Linked DNA regions of Homo sapiens: region 1 is linked to region 2. Evidence: chromatin loops called from intact Hi-C (ENCODE). Cell type or tissue: B cell. All regions are shown on one strand. Each heading gives the region's core, and the rest is flanking DNA. Links, peaks and the distances in the headings are about the cores only. Region 1 has its middle 24 kb from the start of SCML4. Region 2 has its middle 18 kb from the start of BEND3.

Evidence for each region. Peaks named below come from ENCODE experiments on the same cell type or tissue, not always from the same donor. Only the 100,000 strongest peaks of a DNase experiment are listed, where the experiment ranks them.
Region 1: a loop joins it to region 2, with 9 times the contacts of the local background. A loop is called at or near these places in 9 of 110 quality-filtered maps.

The regions. Positions count from the first base shown.
Region 1 is chr6:107,843,145-107,854,193 of GRCh38, reverse strand. It overlaps a transcript of SCML4 not described here. Among named protein-coding and RNA genes, the nearest start is that of SCML4, 24 kb to the right of the region's middle. RefSeq lists silencers at 5,844-5,943, 5,715-6,009. In B cell, for the core only: CTCF peaks have their summits at 5,564 and 5,767 (motif pointing right); a DNase peak (open chromatin) is centred at 5,793; H3K4me3 peaks cover 1,253 bases; H3K27ac peaks cover 656 bases; H3K27me3 peaks cover 948 bases.
Region 2 is chr6:107,127,594-107,138,642 of GRCh38, reverse strand. It overlaps the pseudogene RNU6-1299P. Among named protein-coding and RNA genes, the nearest start is that of BEND3, 18 kb to the right of the region's middle. RefSeq lists an enhancer at 8,826-8,915. In B cell, for the core only: a CTCF peak has its summit at 6,075 (motif pointing left); a DNase peak (open chromatin) is centred at 6,092.

The sequences.
Region 1 (11,049 bases), core at 1,858-9,857, 720 kb before region 2:
GATAAAAGATTACTATCCAGAATATTTAGTGAACTCCTAAAACTCAACACAATAACAACAACAACAAACCCACCTGATTAAAAAATGGGTAAAGGACTCGAATAGAAATTTCTCCAAAGAAGATATACAAATGACCAATAAGCAAATGAAAAGATGCTCAACATCACTAATAATTATGGAAATACAAATCAAAATCACAATGAGATAACATCTCACACCCAATACGATGGCTACTACCAAAAAAAAAAAAAAAACCCAGAAAATAACAGGTATTCATGACAATGTGGAAAAACTGGAACTTTTGTGAAATATTACTGGAAATGTAAAATGGTGTGCCTGCTTTAGAAAGTAGTATGGTGGTTCCTCAAAAAATTAAAATTAGAGGTACCGTAGGATATATGGTCCAGCAACTCTACTTCTGAGTATATACCCAAAAGAACTAAAAGCAGGGTCTCAAAGAGATATGTGTATACCTGTTTATATCAGCATTATTTACAATAGCTAAAATGCGGAGCAACCTAAGTGTCCATCGATAGATGAATAAATAAAACAAAACGTGATATAGATATACAATGCAATATTATTCATCCTTAAAAAGGAAAGAAATTATGATACATGCTAAAACACAGATGAACCTTGAGGACATTATGCTAAACATTATGTTAAGTGAATACACCAGTCACAAAGAGACAAATACTGTATGATCCCACTTACATGAGGTACTCAGAGTAGTCAAATTCATAGAGAGAAAACAGAATGGTGGTTGCTGGGATGGGAGGAGGAATGGGGCGTTAGTGTTTAACTGGTGTAGAGTTTCAGTTTCACAAGATGAAAAGAGTTCTGGAAGTGGATGTGGTGATGATTGCACGTTATGAATGTATTTAATACCACTGAACTGTACTTATTTATTTATTTATTTAATTTTGAGACCGAGTTTTGCTCTTGTTGTCCAGGCTGGAGTGCAATGGTGCAATCTCGGCTCACTGCAACCTCTGCCTCCCAAGTTCAAGTGATTCTCCTGCCTCAGCCTCCCAAGTAGCTGGGATTACAGGCACGCACCACCATACTTGGCTAATTCTTGTATTTTTAGTAGAGATGGGGTTTCATCATGTTGGCCAGGCTGGTCTTGAACTCCTGACGTCAAGTGATCTGCCCGCCTCGGCCTCCCAAAGTGCTGGGATTACAGGCGTGAGCCACCGCGCCAGGCCTGAACTGTACTCTTAAACCCAGTTAAGATGGTGAATTTTATGTTGTGTGTATTTTACCACACTTTTAAAAATTGGGGAAAAAAACCAATGGGTATTGGACTGTGTGGTATTGGGACAAAAACAGATAGGCCAATGATATAGAATGGAAATCCAGAAACAGACCCACATATGTGGGCAGACTCACACTTGATGTACGGGACGAGTTGGCATTACAGCACCATGGGGAAAGAAGGCATTTTCGAAATATAGTGCTGGGGCAATAGCATATCCAATTGGGAAAAAAATGTTACATGGTCCCAGCCTCACGCCTTATGAAACAATTAATTCCAGGTGGTGTATAAATGTAAATCTGAAAGGCAAAACAATAAAAGCTTTTAGAATATAATATAGGAGAATACATTCATAACCTTAGGATAGGAAAATATTTCTTAAACAGGATACAAAGAACGTATATAGAAAAGAAATAAATTGATAAATTGAATTACATCTAAATGAAGACCTTTTGTTCTTCAAAGACACAATAAAGAAATTAACAAGGCAAGACACATAGTGAGAGAAGATATTTGCCACACATGTAATTGACAAAGGACTTGTATCCACACTAAACAAAAAGCAGCAAATTGGTAAGAAAAAAACTAGACAACCCCACAGGAAGACGGGCAATAGGCCTTTTTTTCAAAAAGGCACTTCACACCGCAGATGGATTTCTTCAGAAGCAGACCCTGGAAAGGAGTTTGCGGTGCAAGATGTTTATTAGGAATCAAGATGTTTATTGTGAACAAAGAGGGAAGAAGCAGGATGGAGCAGAGAAAGGAGTTGAACTGCGATGTAGCCTAGCACAGCTTGGGCCAACCTGGTGGGGCTTGGGAGTGGAATTGCTTATCAATCCGCCCCATTCAGGCTGAACGGCTGTGCTTTGGCCTTCCCTTGCTCATTCAACACTCAGTCATACTCAGGAAGAGCATGACCTTGGACAAGGTGGTTCTCTGCTGTTCGGGCAGAACCTGAAGGAGCTGGTGACCGTCTGCAAACCACACTCCCCACAGCTGGGCTGCAAGTCCTTGCTGGAAGGAAGACTTGAACGCCCTAGCTCCACGTCTACTGCATGTCCCAAGACAGCATATCCTAATGGCCAAGAAATACATGAAAAGCTGTTCAAGCTCTTTATCCATCAGGGACACGCAAATTGAAGCCACGATGAGCTATTAATTCAAGCTCACCAGAATGGCTGAAGTTAAAGGGATGGACCATATCAAGTGGAATTGAGAACATGTAACAACTGGAAATCTCATATATTCCTGGAGGGTGTGTACATTTGTGGATCACTTTGTAAAACAGTTTGCCGTTAGTTACACTTCTAGATATTTACCCGAAAGAAATGCGTGCACGTATGCACCAATAGACATGAACAAGAATGTTCACAGAAGCTCTATCACAATAGCCCTAAACTAGAAACAGCCTAAATGTTTACCACTAAAAGAATGGGTACATTTTTCTGTGTTTATCCAAGGGTTGTGGTAGGCAGCCTTTCAGATGATTCCTGCCTCCTGGTGCTCACATCTTCATGTGGTTCCCTCCCATGTGGGCCAGGGTTCTCCTACGTGACCAGTGGCTTGTGGGCAGCAGTGATGCTGTGCCACGTGACAGGCAACGTGACATTACAGCTTCCATCTTGGGAGCTCTGTCACTCACACTCTGTCTCTTGGCTTATTTGCTCTGGGGAATCTATGTCATGAGCAGCCCTATGGAGAGGCCCAAGTAGTGAGGAACCCAAGTCTGTCAACAGGCTTGGGAGTGAGTTTGGAAGAGGCTCCTTTAGCCCCAGTTAAGTCTTCAGAGACGACAGCCTCAGGCAGCAGCTTTGCTGCAACTGCATGAGAGGACCCTGGGCCAGAGCACCCAGCTAAGCCACTCTCAGATTCCTGACTTTCAGAACGTATGTGAAATAATAAACGTTAGTCTAAAGCTGCTATGTTTTGGGGTAATACATTATGCAGCAGTGGATAAATAATGCATTAAGATTCCACAAAGTACTGGCCGGGCATGGTGGCTGATGCCTGTAATCCCAGCACTTTGGGAAGCCAAGGGGGTGGGGTGGGGGTGGGGGGTGGATCACAAAGTCAGGAGTTCGAGACCAGCCTGGCCAACATGGTGAAACCCCATCTCTACTAAAAATACAAAAATTAGCCGGGCCTGGTGGCGGGGGCCTGTAGTCCCAGCTACTCGGGAGGCTGAGGCAGGAAAAATCGCTTGAACCCGGGAGGCGGAGGTTGCAGTGAGCCAAGATCGTGCCATTGCACTCCAGCCTGGGTGACAGAGCGAGACTCCGTCTCAAAACAAAACAACAACAACAGCAACAACAACAACAAAAAGATTCTACAATTTAACAAAAACAAATGAAATGCAGTTATACATGTTGACATGGGTAAATTTTACAGATGACTCCTTGTGTTATTTCATTATCTGAAGATCAAAAAATGGGTAACAATGAAGTACAGCGTTTGGGGATGCATGCCTAGATGGTACAAAAAAAATAAATCAAGGAACTGATTATCATGAAGGTCAGGATGGTGTTTACCCTTAGGGGCAGATGGGGTGGACACTGGGAGGGGGCATGAGGAAGGCTTCTGAACTCTTGCCAATGTGCTATTTCTTGATCTGGTTGGCGGTTGTAAGGGTTTTGGAGAAATCATCAAACTGTATGTTTCTGGTTTTGCCCTTTTTCTCTGTGTGTGCTATATTTCACAATAAAATGACAGAGAATTGGAGGAGAGAACTTGGAGAAAGTACAGACTTTTTAGAGGAATTTTGTTGCAGACAGGACAAAAAACAAAACAAAAACTAGTAGTAGCTGGAAGAGAAGTGGGGTCAAGATTTTCAAGAATGAGAGAAACAACAGTTGTTTTCTGCAGAAGGAAATCACCCACTGGAAAGGGAAGGTGATAAGGCAGGAGATAGGGATTGCTAGAGCCATGCTCTGGAGTGGGTGAGGGGAATGGTCCTGGGCTGAGCTGATGCCAAGGCCCTAAGGACCTTCAGTCAGGGCTCTCCAGATAAATCGAACCGACAGGAGATTGACAGATAAACACACACACACGGATGTATATATATCTCCTATTAATAAATCTCCCTCTATTTCTCTAGATGGATAATCTATCCATATAGACATATAGATGTCCCTCTCTCTATAGATAGATAATAGATCTTTCTATCAGTAGAGACAGATTGATTGATTTTTTAAGGCACTGGCTCATGTGATTGTGGAGATTGAGTCCTAAATCTCAAGGGTAGATCAGCAAGCTGGAGACCCAGGGAAGAACTGATGCTGCAGTCTCAAAACCAAAGGCCTCCTGGAGGCGGAATTCCCTCTTCCTCAGGAAGGTCGAGCTTTCTCCTTTCTTAAAAGGAAAGGACCTTTAACTGATTGGGTGAGACCCACCCACATTATGGAGGGTAATTTACCCAATCTACTGGTTTAAATGTCTCTTTCTCTCTCTCTTTGAAGATTGGGTTTCACTCTGTCGCCCAGGCTGGCAGTGGTGTAATCTCGGCTCACTGCAGCCTCGACCTCCCGGGCTCAAGCAGTTAATAGTTTGGAACCACAGGTGGAGCCACCATGCCTGGCTAATTTTTAAAATTTTTTGTGGAGACAGTCTCATATGTTGCCCAGGCTGGTCTTGAATTCCTGGACTCAAGTAATCCTCCTGCCTCGGCCCCACCTTAAATGTTATTCTTATCTGAAAAATACATTCACAGCAACATCCAGATCAATGTTTGACCAAGTATCTGGGTACCTTGGTCTGGCCAAACTGACCAATAAAATTAGCCATCTTGAATACAGCGTTGGCTCTGACCACTCTGCCCTTAACTTGCTGGGGGACGGGCGGGGTGGGGGAAGAGCCGCGTGGGGCGTAAGCACAACCCTTGCCCTTGATTTTCACTCAGAACACCTGAGTCTGGATTCTTCCACCTCTTAGAGAACATTCCCACAGCCTTGAGGGAAGGGGAAAGAGGATGAAATCATTGTGTGAATAATGTAAACCAAGTCTTCAGACCTCGATCTTTTCATTTTGGGTTAGCTGCAAGAGCCTGAGGATGTTACTGCTGAGTGAGGAGGATGTTCACATGTATTTTTCCTACAGCTTGACAAGTCTTATATTTGAAAAGATGAGATTTCCGTATCACACAAGGTGGCTAACTGGTGGGGCCAGGAAAGCATTCAGTTCCCCAATGGCCTAATGCCTGCAGAGGGGAGTCGGCAAAGGTGTTCTCAGGAGCGACGGGGGATCTCCCCTGGGGACGTCAACCGGAGGCTTCGTTCTGCCACCAGAATTTGGTGAGCAGGTAGGTGCTCCGTGGGATTCACAGCTGGGATTGCTTTGCCTGTGAAGACACTGCACGTGGTGTCTTCGGTGGAAACGGCCACTGTCTTCTTCCTGCCCCACGAAGCCCTAGCTCCCCCGAGGACTCTGCCGTGTTCCCTTCCTCCTTCCGGTCCAGGCGCTCAGCCCCCGGAGTCCGGATTCCAGCGGCAGCAGGAGAAATGAGCGGGCGGCTTCTCCCTCTGTGGCCACCAGGGGGCGCGAGGTGGCCGACCGGGGCCCGGCCAGGCTGGTCAGGGACTGGGAGATCCGCTGCCTCTTCTTGGAGTCCCGGGCCGGCCAGTGGGGCTGGAGCGACGCTGCCGTGCCCCCGGCTCCCACAGACCCCTCGCAGCCACGTCCCGGACTCCACCACTCTGGAGCTCAGGGTGGCCTCCGGCATTCGTTGAGTCAGACCCAGAGTCCCGACCGTCTCCCTTAGACCCAGCTGTTTCTCCTTGGACTCAGACGCAAAAAAAGGGTCCCTGTCGCTTCTCTAGTTTCTAGCGCCTTGCCTCCTAAGGGGGCTCCCCAAGGCCCGACCCCCGACCCCCGTCCTGGGGGAGGGGAACAGCTGCAGTTATTGCCTCAGAGCCTCTCCTAGCCGGGGGACAGATATAACCGACCCGGGCCATCAAGCCCGACCCTCAGTAGGACGCCCCTCACACAGCCCGTGCGTTCTGGCAGAAAGAGGGTCTCCAGATCCAGCACACCCCAAAAAAGATGCCCAGTTAAATTTGCATTTCAGATAAACAACAAATGAATTTTTAGTATAAACATGTCCCATGAAGTATTTGGGATGTACTTACACTTTGAAAAAGCTTTCCTTGTTTTTCTTGAAATGCAAATTTGACTAGGTGTCCTGTATTTTTCTTCTAGCAACTCTAGCCGGGAACGGATTTAGGTGCAGGGAGGGAGGGGGAAGCTTGAGGAGAAATAAAAACATGTGGGAAGCCCTCACTATGCAAGATACTTATTTCTATTTGGTCTTTTGAAAATCTATCTATATAATTCCATTTATAAAAACCCAGCTAGCTTTTTAAAAATCCTACTTCTCTCTGTTTTGTTTCAGGTAAGATCAAGTACAACCTTGTCTGTGACTTTTTTTATTTTTATTTTTTTTAGACAGGGTCTCACTCTGTCACCCAGGCTGGAGTGCAGTGGCACCAACACAGCTCACTGCAGCCTCTACCTCCCCAGCTTAAGCAATCCTTCCACTTCAGCCTCCGGAGTAGCTGGGACCACAGGTGTGCATTACCATGCCCAGCTAATTTTAATTTTTTTTTCTAGAGACAGAGTCTCACTATGTTGCCCAGGCTGGTCTTGAACTCCTGGGCTCAAGCAATCTTCCTACCAGGGCCTCCCAAAGTGCTGGAATTACAGGCATGAGCCACCATGCCTGCCCCCTACCCCACAACTTTTTTAAAAAGTTAGCTTTCTTAACAGATTTTTAAAAGAAGTGACTGATCATTTAAGTCATGGCACGTAGCTAAAGCTGCTGCCCTTCATGTCTATAGAAAATTTTCTTCAGAGGAGCTGAATATATTTATATTAATTTCTCTTTATGGGCAAATGTATATTTTGCTATTTTTGGCAGGGATTTACTTTTTGACGGGGGTCCACACTGAATAGGAATGATTCTGTGGGGTAGACATAGGGACGTCATGATACAGGTACCACCTGTACACCACCCTGAACAAGACCTTGTTCAAGACAAGACCCTCCTGGGGACCTTAACTCCTGGGTAACCATTTCACACCCACTATCCTATGGGACACACACACATGCACACACACAACAAACATGTAATATGTTTCTATTACATTTAGATTTTGGACCAAGGGTCTCAATCCATCCTAAGGAACCCAGCCACCTATAATATTCCTAATAACACTGCCTGGCCCTGCTTGAGTTCATTGCCCTCACTCCAAAGATGGGTGGCTCAGATGCAGATGAGCTCCCCCTTGGCCCTGACCTGCCTGGGTCTCAGAGGAGAGGAGGCCAAGTGTATTCATCTGCTAGGGCTGATGTAACAAATGCCACAATCAAGGGGGCTTGGACAACAGAGCTTGATTGTCTCACTGTTCTGGAGGCAGAAGTCCACACTCAAGGTGTCAGCAGGGTTGGCTCGGTCTGAGGCTGGTGAGGGAAGGATCTGTTCCAGACTCTTCTTGGCTCTGGGATGGTTCTCGTCTCCCTGTGTCTTTGCACTTCCTCTTCCCTCTATGCGTGCCCATCTCTGTGACAAGTTGGTCCTTTTTATGAGGACACCAGTCACACTGGATCGGAGCCCACCTAATGATCTCCCTTTAACTTGTTTACCTCTGTAAAGACCCTATTTCCAAATCAGGTCACTTTCTGAAGTGCTAGGTGTTAGGATTCCAACATATATTTTTTGGGGTGGATACAGTTCAACCCTTAACACCAAGGAAACCCTGATGAATGGAGGAGGAGTTCATTGGTGCTTGACAAGGACCTTTTTCAGGATCCAGTCAGTTCCTCAGTGGACAGGCTGCTAGGCTAAGGCTTTGGCCAGGAAGGTCCTAGAACTTGGGGAGTGCTGGCCTCCTGGGAGAGTGGAGTCTGAGGCCGGCTCCGGGCTGCTGGCAGGAGGCTCACTCAGGGAGCGCCCTTCTCTCCCCACATCAGAGGCCCACTTGTCTCCTGTCACTGCAGGTGGGGACAGGACCTTCACTGGAACATTCCCCACAGATTTGCCCAACACGTGTGGCACCTGAGTTCAATGGGGAGCCAGGCATTTGTCGAGGAAAGAAACAAGGGCCCAGCATCTGGAAGATACGAGGTAAAAATGTAATACCACGTGTAGTAAATGTTCATAGTAATTTGGGTCTCATAAAGCCCTGTGTCTCCACACTGTATCCTCTTGCTCATAAAACCCTAATGTAACCCTGTGTTCTGTCATACACAATTGAAATCTGAGGATTCCAAAGAACACCCTTGCCCATTCCTTTCTGAAGGAGCGTTGTCCCTGAAGAGTTTCAAATTCAGACTTGGGTCACCTATCATCCTCTTAAGATTGTAATGTTCTAATTAGTAACAGGAAATCTCTCAAGCAAGTGAGAAAATCCCTTTTCCTCCATTCGTTTGAAAAGAAAAAAGAATCCAGGCAATCATTCTGTAATTTCCGGAGAACCGTCACCTTTCCAGTAGCTGCTAAGGCCAAGGTGAAAACAAGCTAACAGTAGATGCCATCTCCTCCTAGTGCCGGGCCCCGGAGCGTCTCTAGGCTCCAGTGATGTTAACTGGTGGTCGGGGCCTCTGGGTCCCACTGCATTAGGACAGACTGTTTGACCTCTAAGCCTAATTTCAGATGATCCTTTTTGCTGATGTGAACTCCTTTGTGTTACTATGTTGGGGATGAGATTTTTTTTTTGTTTTCTAGCTCTGTCGCCCGGGCTGGAGTGCAGTGGTGCATTCTTGGCTCATTGCAACCTCTGCCTCCTGGGTTCAAGCGATTCTCCTGCCTCAGCTTCCCAAGTAGCTGGGATTATAGGCGTGTGCCACATGCCCGGCTAATTTTTTGTACTTTTAATAGAGATGGGGTTTCACCATGTTAGCCAGGCTGGTCTTGAACTCCTGACCTCAAATGATCTGCCTGCCTCAGCCTCCCAAAATGCTGGGGTTACAGGTGTGAGCCACCATGCCAGGCCTTTTTTTTTTTTTTTTTTAATATACATATTTAAAATTAAACATTTTGTTGTTGTTGTTGAGTCGTAGTCTTACTATATTGCCTAGGCTGGTCTCCAGCTCCTGGCCTCAAGCAATCCTCTCAGCTTGGCCTCCCAAAGTGTTGGGATTACAGGTGTGAGCCACCATGCCCAGCCAGGGATATGATTTCTTAGTCTCCCTAAAATATATAATGAGTGTTAGAGGTACAGAATTTGATATGAGGACAAATGAGGTGGAGAATTGACTGCAGTGAGGGAAAGCTGTACCCCTTCCCCACTGGGACTATAGGCTCACTGTGACCTCGAACTCTTGGCCTCAAGTGATCCTCCTGCCTCAGCCTCCCAAGTAGCTGGGACTACAGGCCTGTGCTACCACGTTCAGCAAATTTTAAAAATATTATGTAGAGACAGGATCTCATTCTGTTGCCTAGGCTGATCTCCAACTCCTGGCCTCAAGTGATCCTCCAGCCTCGGCCTTCCAGCGTGTTGGGATTACAGGCATAAGTCACTGTGCCCAGTGGCAGATGATTTGAATCATTGACTTCTTGATACATTGTGAGCTCATTAGTAATTTTTTCTTAATACATTTAAGGTAAAAAGAGATTGTGATAGAAGACCATTCTACTTCTGTACTTGAGGACCAGCGCCCTTTTTTCTGCCTTCCGTCCTTGGCACTCTCCCTCCACAACAAATATCCCATCGAGTTTTCTTGCTGTCAGACTCATCGTCTCCCTTTCTCTTCCTTACACAAATTCATGTCTGTTTCCCATCATTTAATAGCTTTGTTGCATGGTTTACATTTTATTTTTAAATTCTCCTCTGTCTAGCATCTAGCTTTTCTTTTGCAAGCACATACTCATTTTGTTCTGTCTTTTCATACTGTATCCTTGATGATTTCTCCCACCCAATCTGCCATCATTATTTTTCTCTTTGCCTTTAAACTTTAAAAACATTTCCCCATTGTTTTTGCTTTGTTTTGCTTCTCTCTCTCTCTCTCTCTCTCTTCCTCTCAGTGGTGGAGAAAGCACAGTGCATTTTCCCAAAGCTGGCTAACAGTACATTGCCAGCAGCACTGGCCAACCTTCCCATCTCTTTATTAGGGTCTCCCTAATTCTGTGAACACCAGTGTGTGGCAAAGTCCCTGCCTACACCCTCTAACTGGTTTCTGGAAGTTTGGGTGGGTTATCCCTGCCTGGAAACATGTTCAATCTCCTTCTCCCGCAAAGTTGAATGTGTCTCTGGGGGCAGTGCTCTTCTACAATCCCAACTCTGCAGGGCCTGTGGGCGATGACAGCACAAATGTTACCGGCAGGGCCAGTGGGCAGAGCAGGCAGGTTGATGAAGATGTGGGTGGGTGACGGAAGTGTACTTGTGTGTGTGTGGGAGTTGTTTTCCTGGGTGATTTTGAATAAGCCACTTCCCTGTGCTTTGGAATTCCTGGTGGTCAAAGGGTACTTTACTGAAAGTTTTCAGATTGGTGCAAAATAGGTTGCTCTAAGTTTGGTGAAGCCAATTCTAGATTTGTTTTTAAATTTCAGGTTGGTGACCTTTAAAGGGGCAGTGGAACAATGTTTCTGATCACTCTTTGGGAGTCTCCTGCCTTTCCCAAAAAATATAATATGCCTTTTTTCCCTGGCTGTCTTTGGGATTTCCTGTCTTCTATTTTCAGCAGTTTGAAAATGATATACCTAGGTGTGACATTTTTGATCAATCGTTTGTTTGTTTTTGTGTTTCGCTTGATGTTTCTGAGCTTCTTAGATCTGTGGTTTGGTATCTGTCATGAATTTTGGA
Region 2 (11,049 bases), core at 1,922-9,921:
ACTGGTTTACAAACTCTAATCAGAAGAATACAGGTTATAAAATAGGTCTAGAGACTTCTTTGAACATAAAGGACAGGACCTGGCACGGTAGCTCACGCCTGTAATCCCAGCACTTTGGGAGGCCGAGGCGGGTGAATCACCTGAGGTCAGGAGTTGGAGACCAGCCTGGCCAATATGGAGAAACCCCGTCTCTACTAAAAATACAAAATTAGCCAAGCATGGTGGTGCATGCCTGTAATCCCAGCTACTCGGGAGGCTGAGGCAGGAGAATTGCTTGAACCCAGGAGGCGGAGGTTGCAGTGAGCCAAGATCGCACCATTGCACTCCAGCCTGGGCAACAAGAGCGAAACTCAGCCTCAAAAAAAAAAAAAAAAAAAAAAAGGGAAGAGGTTGGATTAGAACAGTATTTGCACAATATGGTCTATGAACCACTCATATTAAAATCAAGGGCTTGCATTAGAATAAGGGCTGTATCCAGACCTATGTTTTTCAGAATTTTCAGGTAATTCTCACACACACACCCTGTTTTAGATCCACTGGAGTCGATGATACATTCCTAAACTTCCATTGACATATAATTCCTGGTGAGGGCCGGGCGTGGTGGCTCATGCCTGTAATCCCAGCACTTTGGGAGGCCGAGGCAGGTGAATCACTTGAGGTCAGGAGTTCGAGACCAGCCTAGGCAACATGGTGAAACCCTGTGTCTACTAAAAATGCAAAAAATTAGCTGGGCATGGTGGCACATGTCTGTAGTCCCAGTTACTTGGGAGACTGAGGAAGAAGAATCACTTGAACCCGGGAGGCGGAGATTTCAGTAAGCTGAGATCATGCCAGTGCACTCCAACTTGGGTGACAGAGCAAGACTCCATCTCAAAAAAAAAAAAAAAAAGATAATAATAATTCCTGGAGTGATGCAGCAGACACACATGAACTTTGAAGTAAGACAGGTTCCAGGCGTACTGGAATGCTTAACATTTAAGCCAGCAACAACTAATAAAAGCAACAATCCAATGCAAAGAAGAAAGGGGAAAAGAAAAATGTGTAGTGCTATGGTTTGGATATGGTGTGTCCCTATCAAAACTCATGTTGAAATTTGATTCCCAGCTGGGCACAGTGGCTCACGCCTGTAATCCCAGCACTTTGGGAGGCCAAGGCGGGTGGACTGCCTGAGGTCAGGAGTTCGAGACCAGCCTGGCCAACATAGTGAAACCCCGTCTCTACTAAAAATACAAAAAATTAGCTGGGCGAGGTGGTGGATGCCTGTAATCCCAGCTACTCGGGAGGCTGAGGCAGGAGAATCGCTTGAACCTGGAAGGCAAAGGTTGCAGTGGGCTGAGATCAGGCCATTGCACTCCAGCCTGGGCAACAAGAGCGAGACTCCGTCTCAAAAAAAAAAAAAAGAAAGAAAGAAATTTGATTCCCAATGTGGCAGTGTTGGGAGGTGGGGCCTAGTGGGAGGTGTTTGGGTCATGGGGGTGGATTTCTCATGAATGGATTAATGCTCTCCCAGGAACCCATTCTCACACTTGCAGGAATGAGTTAGCTTTCCAGAGAGTGGGTTGTTAAGAGTCTAGCTTCCTTGGTTTTTCTCCCTTGCTTTCTCTCTTGCCTTATGATCTTTGCACACTCCCATTCCCCTTCCTCTTTCCACCATGAGTGGAAGCAGCCTGAGACCTTCACCAGATGCAGCTACCCAATCTTGAACCTTCCGGCCACCAGAATCCTGAGCCAAATAAACCTCTTGATAAATTACCCAGCCTAATTCTGTTATAGCAACACAAAACAGACCAAGACCTGTAGTAAATGAAAAATATGGAATAAAAAGGCAGAAATAAGTACTTATAATGAATTATAATAAATAAAAATTAATTAAATTCAATTAAAAAACAGACTTTCAGATTGAATTAAACAGATCCAATAATAAGATTATCTCAAAGAGAAATTTAAATCAAAAAGACAGGCCAGGTGCTCATGCCTGTAATCCCAGCACTTTGGGAGGCCAAGGCAGGTAGATCACTTGAGCCCAGGAATTCAAGACTAGCCTGGAAACATGCAAAACTTCGTCTCTACAAAAGAATGCAAAAATTACCCAGCAGTGGTGGTACTTACCTGTAGTTCCAGCTACTTGGGAGGCTGGGGTGGAAAGATTGCTTGACCCTGGGAGGCAGAGGTTGCAGTGAGCTGAGATTGCGCCACTGCACTCCAGCCTGGGCAACAGAGTGGGACCCTGTCTCAAAAAAAAATAAATAAATAAAGACAAAAACAAATAAAAATTGAGCTGGGCATGGTCGCTTACAACTGTAATTCCAATTTATCAATTTCTGAAAAGCATGTGTTAAAATCTTTTAACCTGATGTATCTATTCCTGCAATTTTTTCAGGTGCTTCTTGCTCTATCATTCATCAGTGTGTAACACCCTTCTTTTTCCCTTATTATATATTTTTTCCCTTATATTCTACATTGTCAAATACTAAGATTCTTCCTCGATTCTTTTTTTTTTTTTTTCTTGAGACAGGGTCTAGCTATGTCGCCCAGGCTGGAGTGCAGTGGCGCAATCTCAGCTCACTGCAACCTCCACCTCCGGGTTCAGGAGACTCTCATGCCTCAGTAACCCCAGTAGCTGGGATTACAGGCATGCGCCACCACACTTGGCTAATTTTTGTATTTTTAGTAGAAACAGGGTTTTGCCATATTGGCCAGGCTGGTCTCAAACTCCTGGCCTCATGTGATCTGCCCATCAGCCTCCCAATGTGCTGGGATTACAGGTGTGAGCCACCGCACCCAGCCTCTTCCCCCTTTCTTTTGGGTCACTTTTTTATTATTATTATTTGAGATGCAGTCTCACTCTGGTGACGTGAACCTGTAGTCCCAGCTACTCGGGGGGCTGTCTAGCCTGGGCCACAGAGTGAGACTCTCTCTCAAAAAAAAAGAAAGAAACTCTGTAAGCATGAAGCCATCTAAAATGTTCAGTGAACTATTCAAGGAGTGGCCACACAATGTTGTGTGTTTGACATATAGTACCTGTTTTAGCCGGGCATGGTGGCTCACGCCTGTAATCCCAGCACTTTCGGAGGCTGAGGTGGGTGGATCACCTGAGGTCAGGAGCTCAAGACCAGCCTGGCCAACACGGTGAAACCCCATTTCTACTAAAAATACAAAATGAGCTGGGCGTGGTGGCGGGCGCCTGTAATCCCAGCTCCTCAGGAGACTGAGGTAGGAGAATCGCTTGAACCCAGGAGGCAGAGGTCGCAGTAAGCCGAGATTGCACCATTGCACTCCAGCCTGGGCAACCAGAGCGAAACTCTGTCCCCGCCAAAAAAAGACATACAGTACCTGTTTTAGACGGGTGAATGGGGCGGGGATGGCAGCAAGAGGGAGAGTGTGTCTGGGTGATCCAAGAGCACAATAATCACTGCAAAGGTTACTAATAATGGCAACACATACAGTGCTTATGATATGAAGCACTATTCTTAGTGCAAGAACAGTGCACAATAGTGCAAGACAGGCACAATTCTTTTCATCCCTGTATTGCTAATTTTCAGAGGAATGAAAGCCAAAATGAGATTTATTTGAAACTGAAGATAATTCCTACTCACCAAGCCATCTCCTACCTGAAAAAACATAACACACAGGGTGATATTGACAGAAAACAAATAAGTCACCTTCAAGGGTCCAATAACTAGTTTTACCAGAGGTAATTTTTTTCTTTCTTTTTTTTTTCTCCCCTTTTTGTGGAGAACAGGGTCTTACTGTATTGCCCAGGCAGGTCTCGAACTCCTGGGCTCAAGCCATCCTCCTGGCTCTGCCTCCCTAAGAGCTAGGATCACAGGCGTGAGCCACCGTGCCCAGCTACCAGTGGTAAATTTTACTAACTCCTTCACTGTATTTCTTGAGACAGAGTCTCACTCTGTCACCCAGGCTGGAGTGCAGTGGTGTGATCTCGGCTCACTACAACCTCTGTCTCCCTGGTTTGAGCAATTCTCCTGCCTCAGCCTCCTGAGTAGCTGGGACTACAGGCGCGTGCCACCCCGCCCGGCTAATTTTTTTTTTTTTTTTTTGTATTTTTGGTAGAGACAGGGTTTCACCATGTTGGCCAGGCTGGTCTCAAACTCCTGACCTCAAGTAATCCACCCGCCTTGCCCTCCCAAAGTGCTGGGATTACAGGCCTGAACCACCACGCCCAGCCTGGTTCACTTTTTTCTAGTACTTTTTCCATCTTTTCTTTTCCTTTTTTTTTTTTTTTTTTTGAGGCAGGGTATCAGTCTGTCTCCCAGGCTGGAGTGCAGTGGTGTGATCATGGCTCACTGCAGCCTCGACCTCCCAGGCTCAAGCAATCCTCCCACCTCAGCCTCCCGAGTAGCTGGGACTACAGGCACACACCACCACACCCAGCAAATTTTTGTAAGTTTTTGTAGAGAAGAGGTTTCGCCATGTTGCCCAGGCTGGTCTCAAATTCCTGGGCTAAAGCAGTCTTCTCACCTCAGCCTCCCAAAGTGCTAGGATTACGTGTGTGAGCCACCATGGCCAGCCTTCATTTTTTCTTTGTCTATTTTGGGTTTTTTTGAGAGAGTCTCACTCTGTTGCTCAGGCTAAAGTGCAATGGCATGATCATAGCTCACTACAGCCTTGACCTCTTGGGCTCAAGCAACCCTCACACCTCAGCCACCTGAGTAGCTGGGACTACAGGTATGTACGCCCATGCCCAGCTAATTTGTGTAATCTTTGTAGAGATGGGGTCTCACTTTATTGTCCAGGCAGGTCTTGAACTCCTGAGCTCAGGTGTTCCTCCAGCTTCAGCCTCCCAAAGTGCTGGTATTACAGGTGTGAGCCACCATGCCCAGCCTGAAAATTTCAGTAATATAATAAACTGGGCTGAGTGCGGTGGCTCACGCCTATAATACCAACACTTTGGGAGGCCGAGCAGTGTGGATTGTTTGGGGTCAGGAGTTTGAGACCAGCCTGGCCAACATGGCACCACTGCACTCCAGCCTGGTGACAGAACAAGACTTTGATTCAAAAACAACAACAAAAAAGAAAACAGGATGTTTAGCCGGGTGCGGTGGCTCATGCCTGTAATCCCAGCCCTTTGGGAGGCCGAGGTGGGTGGATCACCTGAGTTCGGGAGTTCGAGATGAGCCTGACCAACATGGAGAAACCCCGTCTCTACTAAAAAAAACCCCGTTTCTACTAAACGGGGTTTTAGTAGAAACCCCGTCTCTACTAAAAATAGAAAAAAAAAAAATAGCCAGGCAGTAGTGGTGCATGTCTGTAATCCCAGCTACTCGGGAGGCTGAGGAAGGAGAATTGCTTGAACCCGGGAGGCAGAGGTTGCAATGAGCCAAGATTGCACCACTGCACTCCAGTCTGGGTGACAGAGTGAGACCTGTCTCAAAAAATAAATAAACTCAAGCTATGAGGGGGGTGTGTGTGTGTGTGTGTGTGTGTGTGTGTTTATTGGTTTTCTTAATTTTTTTTTTTTTGCAAAGTTAAATAAAAGTGTCATCCTTGTGCAGAGGCCATGCTAATCTCTGCATCATTCCAGTTTTAGTATATGTGCTGCCAAAGCGAGCATTCTGTATATGTGTGTATAAATATTTTATATATATAATATGTATATGTATAATTAGCACAAAATAATTAGTACAATGTCTAATTTAATATTCTTTGGCCTTTAGTTTACTAAGAGAGTACTTTCATCAATTATTGGTTATAAATTAATACAGTAAATCCTATTGTAATTATAATTGTAATTGTAATTATAACTGAGATCCAAATAAATCAGTCATATGAAATGGAAGGTTACAATTTCTTGCAGGGTTAACAACAAAATGACCATTGTGGGTCAGTCTAGCTAGCTGTGAGGAATTTGGGAGCTAACTGCCCTATCTAAATTCATGCCAGGTCAGGCACAGCAGTTCAGGCTTGTAATCTCAGCACTTTGGGAGGCTGAGGCGGGTGGATCGCTTGAGCCCAGGGGTCTAAGACCAGCCTGGGCAGCATAACAATACCCTGTCTCTACCAAAAAATTTTTAAATAAATCAAAAATAAATTCATGCCAGACTCAGTTGTGATTTGATGCCACCTGGTGGTGGTGGTCGGCCCCAAGTTAAATATTAATGGGGACAATTTTTTTTTTTTTGGAGACGGAATTTCACTCTTGTTACCCAACCTGGAGTGCAATGGCGTGATCCCGGCTCACTGCAACCTCCACCTCCCAGGTTCAAGCGATTCTTCTGCCTCAGCCTCCCAAGTAGCTGGGATTACAGGCACGCACCACCAAGCTTGGCTAATTTTGTGGGGTTTTTTTAGTAGAGACAGGGTTTCTCCATGTTGGTCAGGCTAGTCTCAAACTCCCGAACTCAGGTGATCTACCCACCTCGGCCTCCCAAAGGGCTGGGATTACAGGCATGAGCCACCGCACCTGGCTAAACATCCTGTTTTCTTTGTTGTTGTTTTTGAATCAGAGTCTTGTTCTGTCACCAGGCTGGAGTGCAGTGGTGCGATCTCGGCTCACTGCAACCTCCGCCTACCCAGTTCAAGCGATTCTTCTGTCTCAGCCTCCAGAGTAGCTAGGACTACAGGCACACACCACCATGCCCAGGTAATTTTGTATTTTTAGTAGCGACAGGGTTTCACCATATTGGCCAGGCTGGTCTTGAACTCCTGACCTTGTGATCTGCTCTCCTCGGCCTCCCAAACTGCTGAGATTATAGGTGTGAGCCACCATGCCCGGCCTACTGGGGACAATTCTGAGTGCAGAAGCTGCAGGATAACATTAGCGATTTGGGAAATGTCCCAGTTAGTTGGCCAGATTCAGCTGGGAGAATAATTAGGACGAGATTTACCCCTCACCTCTTCTCTCTCTGAAACAAGTTCACATGCCTTTTCCCTATCTTTATGGCCTTGGCCTCCTCTCTAAGACCTCCCTCTACCTGCCCTGTTTAGGGGCTAGGCAGGGAATGGGAGCCAGCTGTCAATTCTGCATCATATCTAAAATTATATTTTTGGCCGGGCACGGTGGCTCACGCCTGTAATCCCAGCACTTTGGGAGGCCAAGGGGGGCAGATCACCTGAGGTTAGGAGTTCAAGACCAGCTTGGCCAAAATGGTGAAACCTGTCTCTACTAAAAAAACAAAAATTAGCTAGGCATGGTGCTGGGCACCTGCAGTCCCAGCTACTGGGGAGGCTGATGCAGGAGAATCACTTGAACCCAGGAGGCGGAGGTTATAGGGAGCCGAGATTGCACCACTGCTCTCCAGTCTGGCGACAGAGCAAGACTCCATCTCAAAAGAAAAAAAACAAATTTTATTTTTGGCCGGGTACAGTAGCTCATGCGTGTAATCCCAGCACTTTGAAAGGCCAAGGTAGGGGTATCACTTGAACCCAGGAGTTTGAGACCAGCCTGGGCAACATAGTGAGACTGTCTCTACAAAAAATCAAAAAATTAGCCAGGCATGGCGGTGTGTGCCTATAGTCCCAGCTACTCAGGAGGCTGAGGTGGGAGTATCATTTGAGCCCAGGAGGTGAAGCTGTAGTGAGCCATGATCACACCACCATACTCCAGCCTGGGTGACAGAGCAAGACACGGTCTCAAAAATAAATAAATAAAATGAAATCATATTTTTGATGAGGGCATTATCATGGGGTTTTATTGTGCTTATCAAGGAGCTCTTGAATGCTTAGAATATAGTAGCACTGTATTTTTTATTTTAGAGCTTTTGTGTACTCCATTTGTTTTGGTTGGCTATAAGAAGCCATTATTGGGCCGAGCACAGTGGCCAACACTTTGAAAGGCCAAGTTGGGCGGATCATTTGAGGGCAGGGGTTCAAGACCAGCCTGGCCAACATGATGAAACCCCGTCTCTACTAAAAATACAAAAATTAGCTGGGCATGGTGGCACGCTCCTGTAGTCCCAGCTACTCAGGAGGCTGAGGCAGGAGGAACACTTAAGCCCAGGAGACAGAGATTGCAGTGAGCCAAGATTACGCCACTGCACTCCAGTCTGGGCGACAGAGCAAGACTCTGTCTAAAAAAAAAAAAAAAAAAAAAGCCATTGTTAGGCTAAGACTAATTGAAATTCAAGCAGAAAAAAAAAAAAGGTAAACATGCAAAGGTGAGAAATCCATCCAGAGGCTGTTTACCCTATTGCATCAATGCCATGAAATTTTATTTTATTTTATTTATTTTTTTTTGAGATGGAGTCTCTCTCTGTCGCCCAGGCTGGAGTGCAGTGGCATGATCCCGGCTCACTGCAAGCTCCGCCTCCCAGGTTCACACCATTCTCCTGCCTCAGCCTCCCGAGTAGCTGAGACTAATAGGCGCCTGCCACCACACCTGGCTAATTTTTTATATGTTTTTAGTAGAGACGGGGTTTCACCATGTTAGCCAGGATGGTCTTGATCTCCTGACCTCGTGATCTGCCCACCTTGGCCTCCCAAAGTGCTGGGATTACAGGCGTGAGTCACCGTGCCCGGCAATGCCATGAAATTTTAAATTAACAGTTGCCTCTTGTGGATGATCTCTTGTTACCCAGCAGGATCAGAACTCTTCGTTTGTTTTATTCCTTGTTAAATTCTTTGCTGTGTTAAGGCAGTTTCTCCTTCTTTGCATATACAAACATGTGACCCTGCTCTAGTATATTAGGCATTGCCCCTGAACAGCTTAAAACTGGGCTTCTTGGAAGCCATGTGGGGGTATAAGACTGTAGAGGGCAATGGTCAGTTACTGGTTATGTTTCTGTCCCTATCCCTCTTCCTGGCATCTTCCCAATTCCGAGTTACCACTGTATTACTGAGTCCGAGATAAGCAGTCTGAGAGACCAGCATTTGCGGCCAGCAGCAGAGCTCCAGTTCTTGGATCAGGGTCTTCTTGGTTTGTGGCTGCCAGTGGTCACATTTGTCTTCGATGAAATAGTCAAGCACCAGGCTGATTGCCAGGTTTCAGAAGATGTGTGGCTCAGACTGGAAGAAGGCCTCAATCTGTTCACCACCTGTCTCTCTGGCCTTACCTGTTACTTCTCCCTCTAACTACAGTGCTCTCTGTTTTTCACTCAGAAGGGCTATTTATAGGTTTCCAAATATGGCCTGCAGTTTCCTGCCTCAGCTGCTGCCCGCAATTTTCCCTGCCCAGAGTGCCCTTCGCCCAGCCTTCATGGGTCAGAATCCTGCTCAGCCCCTCCTCCATGGAATCTTCCTGATCTCTTTGAGCTCCTTGCTCCCCCGCACTCTGGGCCTCTCCTTTCTGCTTTACATCACAGTTTCCGGGGCTCACGATTGATTCCTCGGTTAGATGATAGTTCTATGAGGACAGGGACCTTGCTTATCCATTTCTTAGTCCCCAAAGGACTCAAGGCTTTCAATCAGAGGTGCTCAATTCTTTGTTTGTTTATTTGTTTGTTTGAGACTGAGTTTCACTCTGTCACCAGGCTGGAGTTCAGGGATGCGATCTCGGCTCACTGCAACTTCTGCCTCCCAGGTTCAAACAATTCTCCTGCCTCAGCCTCCTGAGTAGCTGGGACTACAGGAGCACGCCACCATGCCCGGCTAATTTTTGTATTTTCAGTAGAGACAGGGTTTCACCATGTTGGCCAGCATGGTCTCGATCTCTTGACCTCGTGATCTGCCTGCCTTGGCCTCCCAAAGTGCTGGGATTACAGGCATGAGCCACTGCACCCAACCCTGTGGTTTTTTTTTTTTTTTTTTTTTGTAGCTACAATGACTAAACATTTTTAATTTTGGAAGCTTTTTTCACATTAAAGCTACCCAAGCCATCTTCCAAAGAGGTCTCATCTTCTCCTGCCAGCTGCATGAATTCTCAGCCCTATATTTAGGTACTAAGTGGTCTTGCTCACCTCTCTCTACTGCTGATATGAGCCGAATTCCATCACTGCAAAAATTATCTCAGAACATAGGCATTGGGAAAGCACATTCACTTATTCCAGCCTAGAGTAGAGAACTCTTTGATACCTGAAGTAATTTACTTACTTATCTAATGTCAAGTCCTAATAAATGCAGCTTCCATAAGTATAACATTTACTTACTGAAAGCTAGGATCATAATATGCCGGAAGAATTTACAGGCTATAGATGCTGCACTTTTTATGTGTCTTAATTGTTTTAATATTAAATGTTATTAAATCATTGGCTATCAACTTGGATGTAATATATTTTGTTATATATGCCATTTGAAAACTTTGTTATCTCCACAAAGAGAATTCAGGAAATACCAAATGTTTGAGTCTTAGAGGAGTAAAACATATGTGCCATGTCTGTCCCAATACTCGCTATGAGTTTCACCACACATATGCCACTGGTTTCTGCTGATTCTATTACTTTCTTCTAAAAAATGGTTTTCATTTTATTAGGGGAAAGGAACCCAAATCTTCTGTCATTTCTAATGTAAAATATTCAGAGGGAAGAAGTAGGTAAATGTGGGTTATTGGTTATTGAATTCCTCTGTCCCCCTTCCCTCAAACTCACACACTCGGGTTGCACAGGGCAATTATTCCTGTTTGCTCCATGCTGATTATATAGGTCAAGGGGGTAATAAGGTCGTTTATTTGAAGGATTTTCATCTGGTGGATTTCTAATATTCTTGCCCCACTCCTGACCACCTAAGTCAGTATCACACTGAGACCAGCATCTCTCTCCCACCACCAAAGAAAATGATGAAACAAAGGTAATTTGAGCCTGAACTTTCTGCTCCTAAATTTATCATCTTCCCAGAGCATAGGGGTTGTGTTGCTTTAGTCCTTCAAATCAGCAATGGCTCAGTAATAACTAGTATCATATGTTTATTATTAACTCGGCAGATAAACCTTCAAGGTGCTAAACTCCTTTTGGTGTATTAAATGTATAACATTTTTTTCAAAAACCTTATTATTCAATTCAGAAATTGCCCCTGGCAGAATCAATAAACAAGGTACTATACTAGTAAAAGTGAACATTCTAATATATTATTAAGACAGTGGCGACCTGGTGTGGTGGCTCATGCCTGTAATCCCAGCACTTCGGGAGACTTAGGCAGAAGGATTGCTTGAGCCCAGGAATT